Linked DNA regions of Homo sapiens: region 2 is linked to region 1. A link is an interaction called in ENCODE POLR2A ChIA-PET data of the cell type or tissue named here. Cell type or tissue: MCF 10A. All regions are shown on one strand. Region 1 overlaps YIPF4 (Yip1 domain family member 4). Region 2 overlaps SPAST (spastin).

Evidence for each region. ChIA-PET counts read pairs that join two places held together with the same protein. Peaks named below come from ENCODE experiments on the same cell type or tissue, not always from the same donor. Only the 100,000 strongest peaks of a DNase experiment are listed, where the experiment ranks them.
Region 2: POLR2A ChIA-PET joins it to region 1 with 5 read pairs; 2 of 35 experiments call an interaction of 5 or more read pairs at or near these places.

The regions. Positions count from the first base shown.
Region 1 is chr2:32,287,010-32,291,009 of GRCh38, forward strand. It overlaps YIPF4 (Yip1 domain family member 4), which reads left to right. Exons shown (of 6, transcript NM_032312.4): 2 at 3,474-3,627. Among named protein-coding and RNA genes, the nearest start is that of YIPF4, 11 kb to the left of the region's middle. In MCF 10A, no CTCF peak of the experiment used is centred here; a DNase peak (open chromatin) is centred at 2,342.
Region 2 is chr2:32,129,299-32,133,298 of GRCh38, forward strand. The region is part of intron 9 of SPAST (spastin); the gene reads left to right. Among named protein-coding and RNA genes, the nearest start is that of SLC30A6-DT, 34 kb to the right of the region's middle. In MCF 10A, no CTCF peak of the experiment used is centred here; no DNase peak of the experiment used is centred here.

The DNA.
Region 1 (4,000 bases):
CAAGGCAGGTGTATTACATGAGGCCAGGAGTTCAGGACCAGACTGGCCAACATGTTGAAACCCCATCTCTACTAAAAATACAAAACTTAGCTGGGCATGGTGGTGCATGCCTGTAATCCCAGCTACTCGAGAGGCTGAGGTAGTTGAATCGCTTGAACCTGGGAGGTGGAGATTGCAGTGAGTTGTGATCATGGCACTGCACTCCAGCCTGGACAAGAGAGTCTGTCTCTAAAATAAATAAAATGGTATCCTTATAACTCAAATGAAATAATGAAATTTATTAATATCTTTTAGTGCAAAAACATATGCTTGTTTTTGTTTCTGTGGCACATATACACAACTCTGGGTCATACTGAAGCACACATAGACTTCATTTTCAAGTCTGAGATGAGATGAAACGAGATGATTTTTGTCCTTGCTCTTGTTGCTTATTAAATAAGGAAAAGCTTCTTTACGTATATAAGAATGTGTCAAGTGCCACAAAATGTTCATTGTTTATTGCAGGATACTCTTCTTTCACAGAAATCGGGAACTTGTCTAGGGGCAGATCAGTAGTAAATTTCATCTTCAGTGTACTATCACACTGCACTGTGAGAATTTTTCACATTCTCAGGCTGAGCAGAAGATTCAGAGAAAGGACCCCATACCCAGTCATACATTTGAGTTGAAAGGGAAGAAAAATTCCTGTTAAATTTTGTTGTGTGGGTTTTCCAAAGGTGGCTTTCAGTAAGACTTGAAATTTACTGATACTCTTCACTCTGAGCCAAAACAGCTGTAGAAACATTTTTAAAATTTCCTTTTACAATAGATTTTTTAAAAGATTGTATCTTTTTAAATCCACTTTTATATTTATTATCCTTTACATTGTTTTTACTTAGGAAATGACAAGAATATTTTATATATAGTATAGTAAGGAAGAATTAACCTAAAATTCATGTTTTACTATCTGGACGTCTATCCAAGAGCTGACAACCAAGCTAGCTTGTTCTTACTCTGGTTTAAATTAAATCAGCCATGCTCCTGGAGTAATTTTTAATTGTTTTTCTTGCTCTCTGACATCATTCTCCACTTGTTAACTTGATAACATGTTAAACTACTACTAATTTTTTGGACTTTCCTGTTCTTTCTCACTGACAGTTATGTCTTGGGGGTCCTGGGGGAGGTGTCAAACTGCTATTGTTGGCATTCCTACATATGTCCTTGATATTTTTTCTACTTTACATGGAACAGAAAGTACTAGAAAATTTGTAAGCTGAAGATGCCTTTTTGAGGTTCTTGCATCTGCGCTATGACAAACTGCTAAACATGTACAGTTCTTGAGCACAACATTCCTTAGCACTATAATTTATATATCCTTTTTTGGTTTAGATTAAGGACTTTAAGTACAGTCCTTTCTAGAAACCAGGAAACAGTTGTTAAGGTCCTTTCCAGCCTCATAACTGCAAAACCTCTAATGTCACTGCTGTACTAATGATTTCTGGATGTAAATCTTCTTCTTGTTAAGAAAAAACACTCTTGGCCTGGCGCGGTGGCTCACACCTGTAATCCCAGCACTTGGGGAAGGCCAGGGTGGGCAGATTATCTGAGGTCAGGAGTTCGAGACCAGCCTGGCCAACATGGCAAAACCCCATCTCTACTAAAAATACAAAAATTAGCCAGGCATGCTGGTACACGCCAGTAATCTCAGCTACTCAGGAGGCCGAGGCAGGAGAATTACTTGAACCCAGGAGGTGGAGGTTGCAGTGAGCCGAGATTGCCCCACTGCACTCCAGCCTGGGAGACAGAGCAATAAATAAATAAATAAATAAAAATTAGCCGGGCATGGTTGTGTGCACCTGTAATCCCAACTCAGGAGGCTGGGGCAGGAGAATGGCTTGAACCTAGGAGACAGAGGTTGCGGTGAGCCGAGATGACACCACTGCACTCCAGCCTGACAACAGAGTGAGGCTCTGATACAAAAAAAAGAAGAAATAACACTCTTTGTATCTATTAGAAATAGACTTTTAAATTCCACCTCTCTCATTTCAACTTAGACAAAGAAGTAGCAAGCACTTATAAGAGAGTATTTTCACTATGCAATTATATGATAACATGTACAGGGATTATTTTTGAACTTTAAGTGGTGAATTCAAATCTGGTTATATTTTATCTCTGAGTGAGCGCCTTTATAAAAACTTTTTAGAATTATATAATGTTTAACCTGGAAAGAACTTTGAATAGGAAACTAGGGCCCGGAAAACATGAATGATTTGCTGTATCAGTTAGTAGCTAAGCTGGGACTTAGCTTCAGAATGTAAACATTTGTCAAACTTAATTGCAGGAGTTGTCATAAGCCGACCAGGATGTGACTCATAGAGTATTGTGCAAATTAAGCTCTTTGTACTGTATATGAAAAATGGTTTTTTGTTTTTTAAGGAAGCTAACTTTGGTATTGGTTGGACATGATCTCCAGAGAGGTATCTATCTGTGTTAGAGTGTTCTGGTTTGGTGTTTCCAAAAGTATTTTTCTGAAATAATACTATAATCATGTGACTTGCACTGACAGTATTGATGGTTGTTTATTAATGTATATTATCTGGTCCTACAAATGTGCTTTTTCTTTTTAATCCCTATGTGACCTCAGGCAAATCCTTAACTATTTCCATTTTTTAACTAGCAAAGATGGCATTAGTACTACCATGATTATCTGTAACCCCTGAGATACTGTGCAGACTCTACATGGAATTTATTTTTTAATGTGGATAACTGAATCTCTTCACCTCTTGTTAGAGCCGACCTAAAAAATAAAAACAAAAAGAAAACATAGCCTTTATTTATTTTTGCCAAAACTGAAGATGAATGATGTAATTATGTGAAGAAAAGGGAAGTTTTGGCTGAAATAACAGGGGACTCTTACTCATCAGACTTATCAAGAATTAAGCATTAATATATGAAACACTTAGCATAGATATGTGATGATTTAAATGAAAGAATATATGAATAAATAAATACATGAAAAGGTAGAGAAAAATTATCTACGAATTTCCTTTAGTAAATAAATTGTCTAATAGTTTGTATATATACATATGTAATGCCTCTGAAAAGAATTTATTCAGTTACTTTGTTCTGAGGCACATGATATGTGTAAGAATGAAGGAATCCAAAATGATGTCATGTAATGTATTTTGCATATATTTTCCATGGAAATTTTAAGGAATTACTGTTGTTAAGTCTAGATTCTGGTACCAGTCTGGCTAATTAGCTGTGAAACCTTTTGTACGTTTTTTCACTTCTTTCATCTTTCATTTTATTCTTATAAAATAAATGATGGTTTTTAGATGTCTGTCAACTATAAAATTTGAAGATTATATGCAATAGCAGATGTTCTTAGAGATCTTCAAATGATAATTATTTTAGTTGAATATCTGCTCACTTTGGTTAAGATTCACATGTTGTGCCTTAGTTTATATAGTTTTATCCTCTTTTCTCCTAAGATCTCAGTGGTTCAATAGCATCCCCAGATGTCAAATTAAATCTTGGTGGAGATTTTATCAAAGAATCTACAGCTACTACATTTCTGAGACAAAGAGGTTATGGCTGGCTTCTGGAAGTTGAAGATGATGATCCTGAAGATAACAAGCCACTCTTGTATGTAAAAATAATAATATATATTTTTTGTTTTTTGAGCTAGTCTGTGGGATGATTATATTCTTCTTGTTATTTAGAGAGAAAGCATTAACCTTTTTTGGTCAAAAGCTATAGTGATTGTCAATTTTACTAGTAATTTAAAAAACTGAAATAATAATGAGAGAATATTTTTTAACCAATTAAAAGACAAAAATTAAAAGAATGGTAATCCTGTATCTCACACACATGTGTGTCTACTCCAGCTTACCTGGGTCTGTCAGCTATCTGAAGTAATCATGCAATTTAAAAAAGCAGGGCTCTTAGGTACTAGCTGTTGAAATTAAGGTTCGGACAAATTAAGATTTCCAAGAAGATTACCACTCCAAAATCTCTT
Region 2 (4,000 bases), 160 kb before region 1:
GGCTACTTTCAAATTCCTGGGCTTAAGCAATCCTCCTGCCTCGGACTCTCAAAGTGCTGGAATTACAAGTGTGAGCCACCACACCTGGCCAGTAGATTTTCCCTGCTTTCTTTTGATTGTTTATAATTTTGTTTTCTTTTTCCATTCACCCTCTGCTGACCCTATAGTATTATTCAAAGAAGTGTTCAGTCTAGTTTTGGGGTAGGGCAAGCATAACTACAGTGCTTAAAGAGAGTAATTTGTCTGGTGTGCAGAACTAGTGTGTAAATATAACTGGTGCATTGCAAAACTGTGAAGTAGTTTCTGTCAAACCTTACACTGCTTTGTCTTTCTCCCTCTCTCCCTTTCTCTTGGTTGCCCCCTCCCCCTCCCAATGATACCTTAGTCTCTGCTTGCCTTTATCAAAACCTTTATGATTGGCCGGGCACAGTGGCCCATGCCTATAATCCTAGCATTTTGGGAGGCTGAGGCAGGAAGATCACCTGAGCCCAGAAGTTGGAGACCAGCCTAGGCAACATGGTGAAACCCCATCTCTTCCAAAAATAAAAAATAGAGCCAGGTGTGGTGGCATGCACCTGTAGTCCCAGCTACTCAGGAAGCTGAGGCGAGAGGATCTCTTGAGCCTGAGAGGTTGAGGCTGCAGTGAACTGTGATCATGCCACTGCACTCCAGCCTGAGTGACAGTGTGAGACCCTGTCTCAAAGAAACAAAACAAGGGGGGGCATGGTGGCTAACTCCTGTAATCCCAGTACTTTGGGAGACTGAGGCAGGAGGATTGCTTGAGGCCAGGAGTTCAATACCACCCTGGGCAACATAGTGAGACCCCCATCTCTACAAAAAATAAAAAATTTAGCTGGACATGCCAGCGAATACGTGGTCCCAGCAAATCAGGAGGCTGAGGTGGGAGGATCACTTGAGTCAAGGAGGTTGAGGTTGCAGTGAGCCACGATCATGCCAATGCATTCCAACCTGGGCGTCAGAGCAAGACCACGTCTCAAAAACAAAACAAAACAAACTTTTATGGTTGAAAGTGTTTTGGCAAACATACTTAAACTGAAATGTGAATCTCTGATGAAAGAACATGTTACCTGTAAAAGTTTGAAGTGTCAGCATTTGTTGCACCGAAATCCAGAGGTGAGGCCAGGTGTGGTGGCTCACGCCTGTAATCCCAGCACTTTGGGAAGCCAAGGCTGGCAGATCACCTGAGGTCAGGAGTTCAAAACCAGCCTGGCCAACATTGCAAAACCCCGTCTCGACTAAAAATACAAAAATTAGCCAGACTTGGTGGTGTGCGCCTGTAATCCCAGCTATTCGGGAGGCTGAGACACGAGAATTGCTCGAACCCAGGAGGCAGAGGTTGCAGTGAGCCGAGATGGCACCACTGCACTCCAGCCTGGGCAACTGAGTGAGACTCTGTCTCAAAAAAAAAAAAAAAAAAAAATCCAGAGGTGAATCCAGAGGTGATCACCACATGATATCCAGATAGCCTCTTTCCATGAGAGGCTCAAAGGATAATTTTACTGTCTACAGTTTTGCAGCGAGAGAAACTTGATTTTATCAGTACACCAAGAGCAGATCTATGTCTTCGGAACAGACATGAGATCAGAATTGTCTAGCTGCTATGAACAGCATGTTCTCTCCCTGTACCTATAGACATGTATGGGAAACTTATTTGTAAGGTTGTATAATGAGCAGTGAGTTAAAGCAAACTTGACATGTTGACCATAGTTGTTATGGCATTGGACTAAAGTAGCCTCCATCACTATGATAGAGATAGCCTTGGTGTTGGACCCATAGTTTTTGAAGTCTGTTTGCTAAGACTCCCTCTTCCTTAGGCAGTTCTTCAAATATTATTATGCTTTTTCCTGTCATGGGATTCCTCTTCATGGAGTTTCCTTTCTCAGGAACACTATCTTCTCCTGGTTAATTTGTACTTATTCTTCAGATACCAGTTGAAATGTTACAACCTTCCCTGACCCTCCAAACTATTCCCCGTTATTATTCTCCTAGCACCACTTGCACCTCATTTTCATACTCACTGGAGTTGCAATTCATATTCATTGATAGGATTATTTTAATTGTATCTGATATCACTGTCACCTCCACTAGAAGATGGTCTCCATGCGGGCAGAGACTATCACCATGTGTTCTTCACTTCAATTTTCAGTAGTTGGCTGTGAGTAGGTATTGAATAAATATTTGTGGAGTAATCATAATGAGGTATAGATATTATTCTCATAGCTCTATTTTATTAATTAGGGAATTACAGAATTCAGTGATCTGCTCAGGATCTCATAACCAGGAAGTGGGAAACTAGGATTTGAGCTCCAGTGAGTGTGGCCTTTCATTAAAAATATTACAGCAACCATTCTCTTTTTTTTTTTTTTTTTTTTTGAGATGGAGTCTTGCTCTGGAGTGCAGTGGCGTGATCTCGGCTCACTGCAGCCTCTGCCTCCCGGGTTCAAGTGATCCCCCTGCCTTAGCCTGCTGAGTAGCTGGGACTACAGGCACCCGCCACGACACTTGGCTAATTTTTGTATTTTAGTAGAGACGGGGTTTCACCATGTTGGCCAGGATGGTCTCGATCTCCTGACCTTGTGATCCGCCCGCATCTACCTCCCAAAGTGCTGGATTATAGGCGTAAGCCACCACACCCGGCCTACAGCAACCATTCTCTTTTATCCATACTTTTTTCAAGAGTACTGTTTCATCTTCATGTTTTCAGAAACAACATAGCATTCATGATCTTAACCCCCAATTCTGATACTGCCTGAATATCTTGAAGTAAGTTTACTTTTAAGAAAGTTGAGGCTAGGTGTGGTGGCTCATGCCTGTAATCCCAGCACTTTGGGAGGCCAAGGCAGGTGGATCACTTGAGCTCAGGAGTTCAAGACCAGGCTGGGCAACATGGCGAAACCCTGTCTCTACCAGAAATACAAAAAATTAGTCGGGCGTGGTGGCGTGTGCCTGTGGTCCCAGCCACTTGGGAGACTGAAGTGGGAGGATTTCTTGAGCTTGGGAGGTGGAGTTTGCTGTGAGCCGAGAGATCATGCCACTGTACTCCAGCCTGGGTGGCAGAGTGAGATCCCATCTCAAAAAAAGAAAAGAAAAAGAAAATTGAAATGTCTAGTCTATCATTTTGTCAGTTCTATCTAATACAATTTTTTCCTTATGTCTAACTGAAATCTGCTTTTTCTAATTTTTACATACTTGATTTAACAAAACTCAATCTTTTTTTTTTTTTATGAGACAGCCTTTCAAATATATAGGAACTTAATGTTATATCTGCTTCCCTCCAGTCCCCAGAATAGTTACTATTTTAGTTGTCTTTCTATGGTCTCATGCCAGTTTGTCAGTATGCCTAGATAAGAACTGAATATTTTACCTCAGATGTGACCTGACTTTGAAGACTTAAAAAGGAAGCATTGTGCCAGGCGCAGTGGCTCACACCTGTGATCCCAGCACTTTGGGAGGCCGAGGTGGGCAGGTCAGGAGTTTGAGACCAGCCTGATTAACATGGAGAAACCCCATGTTTCTCTACTAAATACAAATCTCTACTAAATACTAAATACTAAATCTCTACTAAAAATACAAAAGATGAGCTGGGCATTGTGGCACATGCCTGTAATCCCAGCTACTCGGGAGGCTGAGGCAGGAGAATCACTTGAGCCCAGGAGGCGGAGGTTGCGGTGAGCCGAGATTGCGCCATTCCACTCCAGCCTGGGCAACAAAAGTGAAACTCCATCTCAAAAAAAAAAAGCAGCAGCATTGTGTAATATTATGTAGATGTTGTGTCTCATGATCTATCCTGAGAAAGCTTTTGGGAGGAACTGCATCATAGTCATGGACAACATTTGTGTTATTAAAATATCTAGATTATTTTCCACAAAAAATCAGTTACATATGTATCTTAACATGTTGTATTATTGTTTAACCTTGTTTATTGAATAACTAACATGTAGAAAAGTATTTATAGCATAAGTATACAGCTGTATACAGC